Regions from separate parts of the Homo sapiens genome. Here region 1 is linked to region 2. The links are chromatin contacts, found by Hi-C in ENCODE. All regions are on one chromosome and are shown on one strand. The core of a region is the stretch at or near the end of the contact, and the rest is flanking DNA. Distances in the headings are between cores, read along the strand shown. Region 1 overlaps DPY19L1 (dpy-19 like C-mannosyltransferase 1). Region 2 holds the start of NPSR1-AS1 (NPSR1 antisense RNA 1).

Evidence for each region. A loop is a pair of places that touch in the nucleus more often than their neighbours do. Pooled maps may share reads with other maps.
Region 1: a map with no recorded cell type shows a loop between it and region 2 (8-fold over the local background). The contact joins the enhancer-like site here to the promoter of NPSR1-AS1 in region 2. A Hi-C loop is called at or near these places in 11 of 37 single-sample maps with no recorded cell type and 5 of 50 pooled maps.

Annotation. Positions count from the first base shown.
Region 1 is chr7:34,990,626-34,993,644 of GRCh38, forward strand. All of the region lies in intron 6 of DPY19L1 (dpy-19 like C-mannosyltransferase 1), which reads right to left. Among named protein-coding and RNA genes, the nearest start is that of DPY19L1, 45 kb to the right of the region's middle. Within about 2 kb of position 1,431, at least 8 of the 41 ENCODE cell types and tissues checked have a DNase peak (open chromatin) inside an H3K27ac peak, as active enhancers do.
Region 2 is chr7:34,756,824-34,759,989 of GRCh38, forward strand. It overlaps NPSR1-AS1 (NPSR1 antisense RNA 1), which reads right to left and starts at 1,449. Exons shown (of 4, transcript NR_033665.1): 1 at 1,251-1,449. The region is part of intron 2 of NPSR1 (neuropeptide S receptor 1); the gene reads left to right.

The sequences.
Region 1 (3,019 bases), core at 181-2,680, 230 kb after region 2:
CTGGTAGTTCTAACAATTAACCTTCATTTGCTCAGATGAGAGTGAAATATGTTCCCTATTGTCCCCCAAGTCTGGGTAGGGGACATAAGGCTATCTTTAGGTTTATTTCATCATGTTCTGCATTTTTACTCTTGAGGTCTTCTCACTCATTTTAGCTCATGCTGCTTTCTCATTATTCTACCCAAATATCCTTCCTTCTTTTTCTCTATCTACCTTCCTTTTATTTCTCTATCTATAAGTATACCACAGAGAGGTCAGAGAGGAAACAAAGAACCAGATGGTATAGGCATCAAAGGCCTTGTATTTACTCTTGTGATGTATCAATGAGGAAAAGAGGAAGAGATGCAATGGCCAGCAGGGATAATCCATGTAGGGAGTATCCAGAAGGAGACAGGTAGGGCTGGGACCCCAGCACAGGTGGCCTGTTTGCCTTGGCAAAAGAGGAGGAAGACTGCATATTAGTGGTAAGTACTTTGTGGAGCTTCCATGTTCCCCACAGAGCAGAAGACACAGCCACTCGCTGCCAGAGTGAAACGATGGCAGCATTAAACGTTTGAGGAAAGACAGAAATGTCTGAAATACCACTCACATTTCAGGAGAGTGGTAACTGGGGAAAACACAGTGCTGCTGGGATATCTTAGGGGAACAACTGAGGCTGCAGAACACAAATCTACAGGGTCAGTAATCATAAGACTGTGTGATTTTTGCCTACCGATTATCAGCCTAGACAGCACAAATGAAATATAAAGGGGCAAAGAAACTGAAGCCAGAAAGTGTCTGAAGTGATGGATCACTGAAATGAGAGCATCAGACAGAGGAGCTTAGAAAGCAGTACAGGCCAGGAAGTGGACGCCAGGGTTCTCTCCTGAAAGGTGTACCACATCTTCTTCAGAAGAGAAGCACACAGGCTAGGCCCAGGCTTCATCACAAGTGATTAGACATTAGAAAGGTTAAGATAGAGTTAACGGTTTAAAAAACAAATAAATACATTTTAGTGTTTTGAACTTACTCTAACAAGACAAAAAATATAGAAGTTTATAGGGGAAAAAAAGTGATTTTCTCACTACCCTCTCCCAATCCTATTCACCTAAGAACATTTTAGTATGTGTCTGTTCTTCCAAATCTCTCTCTCTAACCACACAAACATATATTTTCTATGTGATCAATATAACATCTCTCTGAAATTTGTTCCTTTTCTAATTATTCTAGCATAAAGATTATTCCTAATCAATGTATGTAAACTTAAAGGGATTATTTTTATAGATGGCAAATACTGTATAGTACAAATATATTTATTTAGTCCATTCCATATTACCGGGCATATAAATATTTTTCAGTTTCTTGCTATAATAAAAAATGGTTAAACATCCTCGTACATGTAAATGCTGGCACGTTTGTTTCGGCAGGAGGGACCTAACTGTGAGACACGTGAGTCAAAGGATGTGAGCTGTGCCCGGAAGCACTGCAGCAGTCCACACTCTTGTCACAGAGTATGCAGGAGGTCGTTTCTCCACCCCTCGTGCAGACTCATGTGCTTTTCAAATTTTCTCCTTAGATAGGTGAAAACCCTTTTCTCACTGCCTACTTGTATGCAGTAGCATTTTAGTGTTTTGTTTTGACAACATGCATTTTCTCTTCCGTGAACTGCTTATTCATATTCTTGTCTATTTTTCTATTTGACTGTTCCCTACTTAAAAATTAAGGTTATCAAACCTCTGACTGTCAAATGTGAAAATAACATTTAAAAGCTGTCCAAAAAAACAACCCCTTTAAGCCTTGAGAGAGATGTGACTGTGATCTGAGTCACATATGGTTACAACTTCCGTTCTCAGATTATAGATTAACTTGCTTTCTTATTTTTCCTGTTCAGTACAATGACTAGAGAATTAAACAATGTCAGGCACAAAACCTTCCTGCCTTTTTTTTTTTTTTTTTTCCAGAGACTGGGTCTCACTCTGTCACCCAAGCTAGGGTAGAGTGGCACAATCATGGCTCACTGCAGCCTCGAACTCATGGGATCCAGCAATCCTCCTGCCTCAGCCTCCAGAGTAGCTGAAACTACAGGTGTGACCCTGCCTTCGTAGTTAATAACCCCTGTTAAAGATTAATTTTCCCTGTGTTGTTTTACTTTGCTTAGATCAGACTATAGAAAACCCATCATTATTATACTCTCTGTAAAAAAAAAAAATGTTTTTAACTGTACCCTTCCCCAAAAGAAATAACACCTATAACCAATCAAACTGCTGTGACTATGTGCCAACCTGTATGAATAATGTTGTATTCCTGCTAAAAATGTCTCTGCCTCTGCCTATATAAATGAAACCTAAACTTCCTTACTTCCAAAGTCTGACTTCATTCCTTTGGAGTTCGTGTTCCTGAGTGGTCTACCCTCACACTTTGTGCTTGAATAAACGCTATTTAGATTCTGATCCTTTTGATTATTTTAAGTTAACACATATGTGTGACAAAGTATTCTGATCTAATTTGCGGCGTATTCTATCAGAAAGAATTTTTAAACTTTTATGTATTTAAATATGTTGATATTTTCCTTTATTTCTTCTGCACTTCCTGTCTTGTCTCTGAAGGTCTTCCACACCTTAAAACTATAGTCTCCTAAAATTTCTTCTAATATTATAAATTGCATTTTCCACTTAGCTCTTTCTCCCTAATTTTGTTCTCTTTGAAATAGCCAATTATATTAAAATCATTTATCAAGTAAACATCCCTTTTACCAGCGAAATGAAATTCAGCCTTTATCTTAATTTCTTACAATGCTAGACTCTGTTCTATTTCATTCAACTGACTTAATTCTGTATTTTTTTTTTTGTTATCACACTATTTTTATTACTGTAGCATTATGGTAATTTTAACACATGATTTTAAAAAGCTACCCACCCCCAACTACTCTTATTTTTAAGATTTTTTAGGTAATTCTTACCAACTTATTCTTACATATAACATCTGAACCAGTCTCCCAACCCTGCCCCCCCACCCAAGAAAAAATTGTCAGACTTCTGAT
Region 2 (3,166 bases), core at 199-2,698:
ATTTCTCTCTTGAGAAAATGAGCAGAGCAGGTGCCATGCATTCAGGGCCTCCCTTGTGGCTGGCACTGAGCCACATGCTTTATATGCTTTACTGAATTAAATCCTACAATAACCACAAAAGGCTGAAATTATATGATTGCCTTCTTCAGATAGTTACGATGATTAAGAAATTATGTCTATAATTGTGCCTGAGCTGGCCTCCATAGTTCATTGAGTTTGATGCTTCCTGTTGTACGCAAAAATTGCCATGTTGGTTCGATGAGAGCATGCCTGCTTTTTCTACTACCTGTGGTGTTTTGAGTACCTATATTTGTATTGCACTTACAGTGAAAATTATCTAATTATATTATTCTATTTAATTACAATTGCATCAAGCTCCAATAAACAATCCAAATTTCACTGAACTGAAAGTTGAGTGCACACTTTGAATAGTCACTCCTTCTGTTAGGTTGGTGCAAAAGTAATTGCCATTACTTTTAGTAGCAAAAACAGCAATTACTTTCGCACCAACCTAATATATATGTGCACAGTAGGCAGTTTGGCTCAGGTACACTTATTCAAAACATTGCATTAAGTAAGATAATACATGTTAAATACCTAGCACACAGCCTGGGATGCAGGTGTCGGCCAGTGTTTGTTCCCCACTTCCTTAGTGACAAAGATTAGGCTTAGCTACTTTTTGGGAAAGGTGAGTGCCACCAGAAAGATGAGGCCAAGGCCTTATCAGACACACTGGAACACAGCCTTCCCAAGGAATAAATCCAGAATATTTTGTGTATGAGTTCTGGCTCTGAAGCCCAGCCTGTTCTTACACTGACCCCCCAGTTTCTGCCTTGATCAGCCACCCACTAGGCTGGGCATTGCTTCCTCTCACTCTGCTATCTAGTGACCCAACCTCGGCCCAACCCTCCAGCTTTCTTCTGGCCATGCGACTGTTCTGCTAGTCTGCTCCGCATATCTGCTCCTACCTTCCGATGCCTCCTCTGAGCTTTGGCTCCACTCCCCACTCAGCACAAACAACTTACTTTGCCCCAGTATGGGGTACAACAGCTCAGACTCTTCTAGAGGTCTAATCCTGGACACCTCGTTTGCTTTATAAGCACAATCTGGAAAGAAGAGTTTCATTGCTCAGAGCCCCTCAGGAAGCAGAAGAGGAGAGTGGTGAAGAGAGCATTCATCCTCTGGAATGACCATAACTGGTGTTTCAATCCCAGCTCCCCTCCATACTAATACTTGGGTGAGTTACTCACCAGGTCTATGCTTCAGTTTCTTCATCTGTAAAATGGAGGTTGTAAAAATATCATCTACCCCATAGGGTTATGGTGATGATTAAATTAGTTCTTCTATAGAAAGTGCCTGCAGCAGTGGTTAGCATGTGGTAGGCACTTTGTATGTGTTATCTGTTATGTCTGTTTGCTCTTACTAACATCTATATTTCTGAGTCCTAGACCTCCCCAGAGAGTGTGAAGTTCATGGTGTTTCATGGGAACAGATGTAAGCCCACTTGCTGAATCTCTCTCTGAGCTAATAATTAACAAATACATTGCACAGTAGCTTACCAGGAAAGCCTATACTGGTCTGAACAAGAAGAAACTTGCTGAACAATTCTAAAGCTCACTTCTCAATATAACAGCAGCCCTTGCTCAACATGTTGCCCATATCTTCAGTACCGTGCAGAGGTCACAGCCATCATATTCTGCCAGCTCTTCCCCTATGGGTTGAGCAACCATATGTGTCTTCCCAACCAGGACATTTTTCATTTTTAGCTTCTTGTTTTGACATAATTTCAGGTTTACAGAAAATCTTCAAGAGTAGTACAAATACCCCCATGTACCCTGTACACATATTCCTGAAATGTTAATATTTTTCATATTTGCTTTATCATTTCCTCTATCAGTCTATCTATAATACCTACCTATCTACCTATCCATCCATCTAAAAATGTCCCAGGTAATCAGCAAACCTGCTTTAAATGTCACCAATTATCCCAAGAACATCCTTTTTAGCACAAAAAACCCCGAATCATGTATTGTATTCAGTTGCCATGTACGTTTAGTGTTCTTTAACTTAGAACAGTTCCTTGGTCTTTCTTTGTATCTTATGACATCAACATTTTTAAATAGCATAGGTTAGATATTTTGTGGAGTTTCTCTCACTTTGGGTTTGTGTGATGTTTCCTTCTGAATAGATTAAGGTTATGTGCTTTTGAGAGTTATACACCAGGAATGATGCTATGTTCCTCTTAGTATATAGTATCAGCAGACACAGTATATCAATTTGTCCCATTACTAGTGATGTTATTGTCAGATTTCTCCACTGTAAAGATACTATTTTTCCTTTTGCAACTGACAAGTATTTTAAGAGTACATAGCCATCCTGATACTCCTTAAACTTTCACTCACAGCACTTACCATACAGTGTAGATTCCTGTCTGAATCAATGCTATAAAGGTTTCCAAATGATGATTTTCTAATTTCATTATTTCTTCTATACTTATTAGCAGTCTCTCTACTTTAAGGAAGAAATTTCCCTTCTCTCCCATTTTTAAATTTACATCATAGGTTCTTCTTTTATTCTGTGGGTTATAATTTGTTGCCATAGTTATTTCTTTTTATGCCTAGATTGCTGACTGGGGTCAGCAAGAGCCCTACAATTTGGTGCGTGTTTCTGTTGACATGTTTCTCAGCATTTTTGGGCATGTCCTCACTTGCCAGCACAACATGATGTTCCAGGCTTATCTTGTCCTTTTCCCAGCCCCAGGCCAGGAATCAGCCATCTCCAATGAGCCAAGTAAAACCATGGCATATTTAAGAGAAAGGGCCACAGGCATAATCATGGCGGGTATAAACTGAAACTGACCTAGAAATGCTGGGTCATATTCCCAATCTACCACTAGATGTCCTTCCACACCTCAATAGTTCTTCACAGGAAGCAGTCCTGGGGCATTTGGAAATGGTGGGATATTTGGAGTTATCACAAAGACTGGGGCAGCAGGGGTTACTTCTGGCATTTAGTAAGCACAGCCCAGGCATGCCAAATTTCCTGCACAGGACCATCTATCCTAACACAGAATTGCCCCATAAGTAGCAATCCTGTTAATAAATAGTGGCCCAATCCCTGAACTAATCTATCTTGTGTTCTAGTCTCTCAAGGATTGGCTTAGTTC